2 separate regions of the Mus musculus genome follow, and region 2 is linked to region 1. The links are chromatin contacts, found by Hi-C or POLR2A ChIA-PET in ENCODE. All regions are on one chromosome and are shown on one strand. Each heading gives the region's core, a stretch centred on a gene start or an enhancer-like site at or near the end of the contact. The rest is flanking DNA. Distances are from core to core; before and after follow the strand shown. Region 1 holds the start of Zscan18 (zinc finger and SCAN domain containing 18). Region 2 holds the start of Zfp329 (zinc finger protein 329).

Evidence for each region. Hi-C counts contacts between places; a loop is a spot of excess contacts on that map. ChIA-PET counts read pairs that join two places held with the same protein, here RNA polymerase II (POLR2A).
Region 2: a map of left cerebral cortex shows a loop between it and region 1 (2.3-fold over the local background). The contact joins the promoter of Zfp329 here to the promoter of Zscan18 in region 1. A Hi-C loop is called at or near these places in 2 of 37 maps with a recorded cell type or tissue (both left cerebral cortex). POLR2A ChIA-PET finds 5 or more read pairs at or near these places in 1 of 5 experiments (embryonic stem cell).

The regions. Positions count from the first base shown.
Region 1 is chr7:12,777,790-12,782,717 of GRCm38, reverse strand. Zscan18 (zinc finger and SCAN domain containing 18) reads left to right here and starts at 2,046. Exons shown (of 7, transcript NM_001017955.3): 1 at 2,046-2,146.
Region 2 is chr7:12,816,712-12,821,572 of GRCm38, reverse strand. Zfp329 (zinc finger protein 329) reads left to right here and starts at 2,713. Exons shown (of 2, transcript NM_026046.3): 1 at 2,713-2,756.

The sequences.
Region 1 (4,928 bases), core at 797-3,296:
TATCTGGGTAAAAATAAAGATCTTTTGGAACACAATGTTCATTTAAAAACTAGAAAGTAGGCTAGGTGGTAGTGTCACATGCCTTTAATCTCAGCAATTAGAAAGCAGAGTGTACTGGCTAGTTTTGTGTCAACTTGACACAGCTGGAGTTACCACAGAGAAAGGAGCTTCAGTTGAGGAAATGCCTCCATGAGATCCAGCTGTAAGGCATTTTCTCAATTAGTGATCAAGTGGGAAAGGCCCCTTGTGGGTGGGACCATCTCTGGGCTGGTAGTCTTGGTTGGATAAGAGAGCAGGCTGAGCAAGCCAGTAAGTAACATCCCTCCATAGCCTCTGCATCAGCTCCTGCTCCCTGACCTGTTTGAGTTCCAGTCCTGACTTCCTTTGGTGATGAACAGCAGCATGGAAGTGTAAGCCGAATAAACTCTTTCCTCCCCAACTTGCTTCTTGGTCATGCTGTTTGTGCAGGAATAGAAACCCTGACTAAGACACAGAGGTAGGCAGATCTCTGTGAGTCTGAGGCCAGCCTGGTCTACAGAGTGAGTTTCAGGACAGCGAGGGCTACACAGAGAAACCCTGGCTCAAACAAACAAACAAACAAACAAACAACAACAAAAAATTGAAAATGGGTGAAACAAATCAATAGATCCTTAAGAGGATACATAGATGGCAAATAACCATGAAAATACGTTCAACATTATTGGCCATTAGGGAAATGGAACTAAACTACAATATGATAAGTATACTCAGGACAGCCAAAAGACTGATAACCACCCAAACTGGCAAGACTGTGGAAAAATGGACTCATACATACACTGGTGGTTAAGTGTAAAACGGCACAGCTCTAGAAAAGGGCATGGCAGTTTTCCATTGGTTTAGTTTTTCACATTAAGCTCATGCTTACTATATGACATAGCAACTGTGTCGTGAGTAATGTTCACACAAAAACGTGAACATGAATTTTCATAGCATTTATTAAATATCAAAAAATTGGAAGCAAGCCTACAGCCTAACTGGTGAATGTTTAAACTTGTATATTACTAAACTTTAAGCAGTAACAAGGAACAAACTCACACATACTAATGGATTCCAAAGGAATTACATACAGCGAAAGACATCTCAAAAGGCACTGTACTATAAGATTATATTTATATGAAATCCATAGGAACGAATCTGCACTGGGGGCCCACACAACAGAGGTCAGAGGTGGTGGTGATGTGATTGTTAAAAAGGAGTAGTGAAACCATCTTGATCGTGGTATTAGTTAAAATTATCAGAACAGAATAAAGTGTTTTTTGTGTGTGTAAATAAGGAATAAAAACGTTTTCGGTGGTAAGCAGTTCAGCTACACATTTTAAAAACCATGTCAGACGAACAAACTGGCTTTCAGAAGCTCTGCTGTGGAAAGCAGCTTCCTTCCCATCTCTGCAGGAGCAGCCTCCTCTTCTTCCTTTTTGTCTTGTTGCTCAATCAAATCTACCAAAAATCTGGTGAGGTGTTTGAATTCAGTTTACTCTCTGAAACCTTAACTGTTTTCAGCCAGTCTGTTCAGTGCCTTCCTCCCAGTCTCTCCCTCTCTGAAGCCTTGCCTCAGGGTTGTGGGGTTTTTAGCTCTGTCTGCCCACAGTAGGTCTGCGCACTTGTTTCTTGACTGTTCATGGTCTTGAGTCTTCATTTGTGCAGGATCCCCATTTTAAGTCTCCATCTCCTCAGTTTCTCTGTCTCATCTCTGGACTTGTAGACTAGATCTTTACTGTCTTTGGGTCTCAAGGTGCCTGAGAGTTTTTGTTTCTTAAGCCTGTGTATTTCAGTCTTTGTCTCCGCCTCTCAGGTTCTGGTGGTCCTAGGTTCCTTTTTGGGGGTGGGTGGGGGTGGGGGGGGTGGGAATGTACGATTGTTTACTCCGTTGCCATGGCATCGGAAGTGACGCGGGCGCACGTGGAGGCGAAGCGGAGACAGCCTTTTCTGATTGACTGGCGGTGCGGTCACAGCAGCTTCGCCCCGCCCAGGTCTGGCGAACGGCCCCGCGGCACGCTGGGGGTCGCAGTTTACGGCGCTGCAGGCCGCGCACGCGTATTGCAGCGGGCCGCCATCGGCGCTCGGTGTTCGAGACTGCGCAAGTGAGAGGGGCATCGCTGCGCAGCAGGTGGGTCGGGCCGCCTGGCAGCCTTCTACGCGGGGCCGTAGGTGTTTGGCTGGTGTACAGGGTCGGGCGGAGGGATGGACCTGCCTAGTGTGGGTTGAGCCAGGAGCAGAGACCCTGGGGAGGGGGGGTGTCCCACCGTGGCAGTGTCGCCGCAGGTGCTATGCCGCGGAGGGGAGCTAAAAGCTCTTGCGTGGGGATGTGGCCTTGGGATGTGGCCTTGGCTGCGTTTGAATTTGAGGCTGAGAGAGCAGGACTGAGCAGGCTTTTGGGTGGGGGTGTGGCCCAAGAGCGCTGTAGGCGACTGTAGCAATGCCAGCGTGTAGAGCGGGCACCGTGTGAGTGAGGCGTGGGATGAGGCAGGATTGGGGGTGTGGCTCTAACGTGTGGAGTGGGAAGTACCACGTGTTCCCGGGATTGTGGCTCGGTAACGCAGTACGTTAGTATTGTGTCGGAAAGAGGTATCTGGAGGACAGGTGGGATGTGCGAGGGTCTTGGGTTGTGGTTTCCAGGTGTGCAACGGACAGGGGGCGAGGTTAAGAGATCCTGACTGGGTGAAGGCCCAGTGCTACTGCTTCTTAGATGCAGTTTGGGGTAGAGTCCACCGGACCCTTCAGGGTGGGAGAATGCTGCTGAGGAAGAGAGGAGGGCATTAGGTGAAGGTGGGTGCAGGGTTTGGTAGGGATGGGAAGTCCACAGAGGGGAAAGATGAGCGTATAAAGGCCAAGGAGGGTTTGGGGACCCCTGTCTTTGTGTCCTGGAGAGGCAGGGTTGAGGGTATCCGTAGATCCATGGGGGTGGGAGAGTAGGAAAGTGGGGGAGGTTTCTAGGAGAGATTCCACTGGACTGAGGGGTAACACGGGGCTTTAGAATGCAGGGGTCCATTCTGTTATGGGGGTAGAGAACACTTTTGGGCTTCTGTGTAGGGACCCCTTTCACGGAAGAGGCGTGAAAATGGTGTTTTAGGTGCTGTCCTGACCGAGAGGGCTTGGAGAGGAGCAAAGGACATTAGTTTTCCCAGTACTACTCTATGAGGGGCAGGTAAGAGGTGTTGTGGACCACTGCGGGCTGGCTTTCCAAGGTCGTAGAAGTCCTTCCTACTGTTTGTGCAGAGTTGGTTAGTGTTGTCCCATTTCCTTGCCTTTTCTTTTTTCCTCCTCCACTGCTTCCATGCTCAGCCCTCCCCTCCCTTATGTTGCTTTGTATCTCAGCCAGCCTCTCAGAGTCCACAGTGAATGTTACAAGATCTTCCTTCCACATTCTGGCAGTATCCTGTGGAGGTTTTCTCTCCTGCTCTGGAGCCAGAATAAGGCCCAATATCGAAGTGAGCCTTTGTTTATCTTGATGTTTGGGTCTGTGAATTTGAGTTTGTCTGTTTGTTTGTTTGTTTTTGGCAACCCTGGTCAGTTTGTTTAGGACATCTGTTCGACTTCGACTCTGTGTCGCGTCATATGAGAATATAGGGCATATTCTTGGCAGAGATTACAGAAAGCAACTCTTTTAATAATGATCCATTGTGTGTGCTTTTGCATTCTTTTAAAGGTCATTTGTATTTTTTTGTAATTTATGTTAATATCTGTGAGTACAGGGGAGACTGAGTGATTAATTTCTGACGTCCCAGTGAGATTAGTGTTCATCATCATCAGATCCTAGTGGTTAGAAAAGGTTTACAGGGCCTGAGAAGGTGGACTTGTTTTCTGCTAAGGCAAGAGCTGCAATGAGGATTTTTTTTTGGATTCTCCTAGCTCAGCTGTCCACCCATCCACTTCTCTCAGTTTCAGTATTCAGGCCTAGAATGTAGCCCTTAATACTTGCTTGACCCATACTTCTTTGTCTCCTGAAATCTGCAGGCTGGAGTCCAGGAAAACCCATCCAAGGGAAGTTTTGGGCAGCCATGAAATGGTGGGGTCATTCTGCATCGTGGTGTGCCACAATCTCTGTCTTATTTGTACTGGGAGTGTGACTTCATTCAGGCTATTTGGTCTCCCTAGGTCTTCTTTCTGCCTAGTAAGTCCCTGTAGCAGTGTAACCAGGTCTAGGGCCAGGTAGAACAAGTAAAGCATGCTTAGGAGTAGAGCTCATTTGAGATTCTCAAGGTGGTCTTATTCCCCTGGTCCTGACACCCAGAGGTTTATTTTGAAGGGGGGGGGGTCTGGCTGTTCAGGTTGCCTCCTCTTGCCATAGGAGTTTTCTTTTTAGGTAAAGGAAATGGGGGCACATGGTTCTTTCCTATTCCTAGGGGCTGACAGGGTCCTCCACTGATTAGGCTATTGGCTTATGTGTGCTTCTACTTAGTCCTTGGGCCCCATACCTCTTCTGTGTTCAGAGCAGAGCAGGGCAGGTAGAGGAGGAGATGGATCCCAAACAGTTGACTGAGGGCTGCTGTGCCACCTGAAAAGAAGCAGAGGTGATGGTGATGTGATGACCCCAGTGGTGAAGTGGATGTGGGGAGGAGCAGTTAGGGACTCTAGGCAGGGAGAACTTCATGAGGAATTTGGAGCAAGAAGGATGGAGCAGCTATGTCAGTTTGTAGGTAGAACCTGAGCCCAGCACGCACTGTGAATGTTCTCCCGACCTACACCTTGGGTTTATTCTTTGTACATGTAGAGGCTTGTGAGACTGCGAAGATGACATGAGCCCCCAAGAAGGCCTGGTTTGATAAACCTGTGTGTGTGGACATCTTAGCAAGTTTACAGTTAACTTTGTGCCCACATAACTATTCATTTGTTACATAGAGTTCTGTATCCAGAGTTCTGGTGGCTGTGTTGTCTCACTGAGGGTGACA
Region 2 (4,861 bases), core at 1,464-3,963, 38 kb before region 1:
CTTCCCCTTCTCCTTTGAGTAAGTGAGGGCCCCCATGGGTAGCCCCCCTCCTTGTACATCAAGTCTCTGTGAGGCTGGGCACTACCTCTACCACTGAGGCCAGACAAGGCAGTCCAGCTAGATGAACATATTCCATGTACAGGCAACACCTTTTGGGATAACCCCTGCTCCAGTTGTTTGAGACCCATATGAAGGTCAATCTGCACCTCTGCTACCAATGAGTGGGAAGGCCTAGGCCCAGCCTTGTTATGTTCTTTGGTTGGTGGTTCAGTCTCTAAGAGCCCCGAGGGTCCAGGTTAGTTGACTCTATTGGTCTTCCTGTGGAGTTCCTATCTCCTTAGAGGCCATAATCCTTTCTCCTATACTTCCATAAGAGTCCCTAAGCTTCATCCACTGGTGGGCTGTGGGTGTCTGTATCTGAGTCAGCTCCTGGGTGGAGCCTCTGAGAGGACAGCCATGCCAGACTCCTGTTTGTAAGCATAACAGTATTATTAATAGTGACAGGGACTGGTGCTTGCCCATAAGATGGGTCTCAAGTTGGACTGGTTATTGGTTGGCTGTTCCCTTAGTCTTGCCCTCCACCCCTGGGTCTCTGCATTTCTTGTAGACACTATAAATTTTTGGTTGAAAGTTTTGTGGGTGGGTTGATGTCCCTGTTGCTCCATTGGGGTTACTGCTTGGCTATAGGAGGTGGCCTCTTCTGGTTCCATATCCTTCACATTGTGAGTCATAGCTAAGGTCACCCTCATTGATTTTCGGGTACCTTCCTTATCTCTTCTTGGAGATGCTTCCTACCTCCCCACCACTGTCAGTTGCAGATTTCCATTCATTCTCATAGACAGATGTTCATTGCACCTGTTCCTCCCTACACCTGATTCTGAACCCCCTTCCCCTCCCTTCCCCTTCTCTTCTCCCTCCCCCTCCCTCCCTACATCTGCTTCTTATGACTATTTTATCCCCCCTTCTAAGTGAGATTCAAGCACCCTCACTTGTGCCTTCCTTCTTGTATAGGGAAGTCAGTACAATTTTAGAGAGAGGTATATGCCTCATCTGTATATGGATAGAAGACCGAGTCATGGGCTGTTGCATCTTTCTCATTTAAGAAGCTGTCTTCTCAGAAAACGCAGGCTATCTGACCTGTGAACTTCTGGTGCTTCTGTCCTCTTTCCCATCTAACTGTGGGTGTACTGAAGTCATACAAAGATGTGTGACACTGTCCTGGGCTCCCCACCCCCTTTTTAAAATATGGTTCTGGGAATGGAACTCCTTGTCAGGTTTGCATAAAGCACTTTTACCCGAGGAACCATCATGTGTCCCGATCAAGTTTTGTTTTTGAACACTGTTTCACTTTGGAGCTTTGGCTCATCTGAACCTCACTATGTTGACCAGACTGGCCTCCAACTCAGAGGTCCACCTGCCTCTGCCTCCTAAGTGTTGGGATTAAAGGGATGTGCCACCATGCCCAACAGTTCACTGTGTTTCAAACACAGCTTTATAACCACCAGCACAACCAATGAAGAAATCTTTTATCACCCTAAACAGTCCCTTTTAGCAGATTCTGTTTTCCCATTTACAACTCTAATCTGCTTTTGTTGGTATTATTGTTTTTTAAAGAGACTTATTTATTTCTATTTTATGTGTATGGATGCTTTTTTTCCTGTATGTTTGTCTGTAACCCACTTATGGGCAGTGTCTGCAGACTTAAGAAGAGGACAACAGATCCCCTGGAACTGGAGTTACAGACTTTTGTGAGCTGTCATGTGGATGCTAGTAATCAAACCTTGCTCCTCTGGAAGTGCAGCCAGTGCTCTTAACTGCTGAGCCATCTCTTCAGTACTGTTTTCTTAAAAACAAAAGTTCGAGGCCAGCTTGGTCTACAGAGTGAGTTCCAGGACAGCCAGGGTTACATAGAGAAACCCTGTCTCAAAAAACCAACAAAACACAAAACACAAAACAAAACAAAACAACAAAACAAAACACAAAACATTTTATTTTTTTGTGTTCAAAATGGAGAAATTTAGTTGTAACTTTTTTGTTGGTTAATCTTCATTGTCAAATTGTCTGGGTTCAGAAACATCTAGGATATTGGTGAAATACACCTTTGACACGGGCTTGGAGCACTTATTGTTCTTCCAGAAGATTGGAGATTAATTCACAGCAACTAAGAGACAGCTTACAACTGTCTGTTATTCCAGCCCTCGAGAATCTGACACCTTTTTCTGGTCTTGAGGGCACTGCAGCATGTGATGCAGACATACATGCAGGCAAAACACTCATAAGGGGAAAAAAAAAAAAACATAGCTTACTTCCACTAATGATTGTCAAGAAAAGAGGTGTATTTGGCTGAATTTTAGTATTTTTCACCTATAATCGTGTTTTTGTTAAATTATGCAGTAAATAAAAAATAAGGCTCTAGAACAAAATTATAACATCAGGAGAGTCCTGGAGATGCTGAGGTAGGGGACTCTCATACTCTGAGCCAACCCTCTCAAAAGACAGAATCGTGGTAGAAAATGAATATCCATGAGTCATCAGTAACTTAGTTATAATTCTATAAATAAAGGTGAGGAGACGTTTCTTCCTGATCGCAATGCCTTGCTCCTGCCTCTCCGCAGCTGCAGGTACTGGTGCAAGACTCTCAGATCAGAGTGCACAGCAGTCAGAAGCAACTGAACCTCTAGGACGCGTGCGCGTCGCAGGACCAGGATCTGCGCATGCGCAGTTGTTGCGACCATGGCCGCCGCCGGCATCCTGTAGTGAGTCCTTCCGCGCCTCGGTGCCTTTCTGTTCCTTAGCTTCCCCTCTGAGTGTCTTGCGGGAGGGAGTCGAGGGGTGCTGGAGGGGTGGCGTGCAGAGCGTTTGGGTTTCACGCGGGCCGTGGGAGTTTCGGGCTCACCCGGAGGGTGTGAGCGGGGACATCGCTGTCCCCGCGGGTGTGTACACCCCCGGGTCGGAGGGGTCCCTGACTGGCTGGTGTAGATGCTCTCCGCGCTGCTGTCGGGTGAGGCTGTCCCTCTTTCCTGCTCGTTACTTAGGGCGTCCTTGTCTCGAGCCCCGCTGTTCTCGGAGGTTTTGCCGAGATCCTTTGGGCACCCGGCCCTTCTTATTTGCCGGTTTCAGGCTGAGTTGGCTGCCAGACTCCAATGAGCGACGGGGCTGTTTTCCATGGAATCTTCTAGGTGGCTTTCCCTTAACTCTGTTGATACTTGCAAAATCAGTCAATCAATCAATCAATCAATCAGCCTATCCGTCCATCCATCATCTATTTAACTATCCCTCCTCCCCTCCCCAGGGAGGTTCATGTATCATCCCTCCTTTGCTTTGTTCCTTCTCTAGTTTGCTGTTTCTTCCTTGGTTTTCAATGGTTTTATTTCCCTGGAAAAACACACTTTTGTTCATCCTCCTCCAACAACTTTTCCTCCATTCTCCCCCTGCCTTCTCCTAGTCTTCTAATTTGAAAGATTTCACACCCACAGCTAAATTGCAGGCATAATTTAATAGATAATGACGAAACCATCCGGGTTATCACGTATTAACATTTTGCTACATTGGCTTTTCCTTTCTTTTAAACACATGCCCACTATAGTTTACACACATAATGAATGTAGCACAGGCAGGCATGATAGTGTGTGTGTGGGCTGGGTTACTAGAAGTAATACTTTGAATATTCTGACACTACACATTGAAATTCTTTAGTGATGATTCTCTTTAAAATGTGAACCTTGCTTTTTTTTTTTTTCCTTTTCCATGAGCAAAGGAGAATGGGTATCCTACCATCCTCCCAGTGGCCACATGAATGAAATTAATGTTAATCTTGTGAGGTTGGAGAGACTCGGTGGTTAAGAGCACTTGCTGCTCTTCAGAGGACTTGAGTTTGGTTTCCAGCACCCAAGCTTTGGGACTTATAGCACCTGTAGGTCCAGCTCCAAAGGATTTACCCAGGTATCCAACGCACTGTTCTGGCTTTAGAGAGTGTCAACACATAGGTGACATTCACTCATATGGACACACATATACCAATATGTAAAAAGAAATGTTTCAGAACAAAAGTCTCTGCCAACAACCTTAACTGCCTGTTTAATCCTCAAGAGGACATGGAATTCCATGCCCCCACCCTGATCTATGATAGAATGTTATTGGGACCAATCATTGTATAACTTATATATATATAAGTTTAAAAATTTTTTTTAAAACTGCATTGTGCCAAGGTTCATTCCAGGATCATGTGTGGCATTAAGTTTGTCTTTTCAATCACCTTCAACTATTAATGCTATTTCTCTTTGATAATTTTGTAATTTTAAAAAAAGATTTATTTATTTTATGTATGTGAGTACACTGTAGCTGTACAGATGGTTGTGAGCCTTCATGTGGTTGTTGGGAATTGAATTTTTAAGACCTTTGTCCTGCTCACTCTGGTCAACTCTGCTCGCTCCGGCCCAAAGATTTATTTATTATTATATGTAAGTACACTGTAGCTGGCTTCAGACACAGCAGAAGAGGGCGTCAGATCTCATTACGGGTGGTTGTGAGCCACCATGTGATTGCTGGGATTTGAACTCAGGACCTTTGGAAGAGCAGTCAGTGCTCTTACCCGCTGAGCCATCTCACCAGACCAATTTTGTAATGTTTTGATGGATGTTTCTTACAAGACATAGGGTGTTATCTTGTGGGGTGTGCCTTTGTTTAGTTCACTGACAATCCTTTTCTTGCCTTGCAGATAATCACATAAGTAAAACACGTAAAGTTGGTAGTGGTCAATTTTTGGTCATGTGGTTAAAGTGCTTGCTGTTATTAGTAAATCATTCTTGGGGTTGCTACTTTAAATTCTTTGTTACTGTTTTGATTTTTAAATGCCCAATAT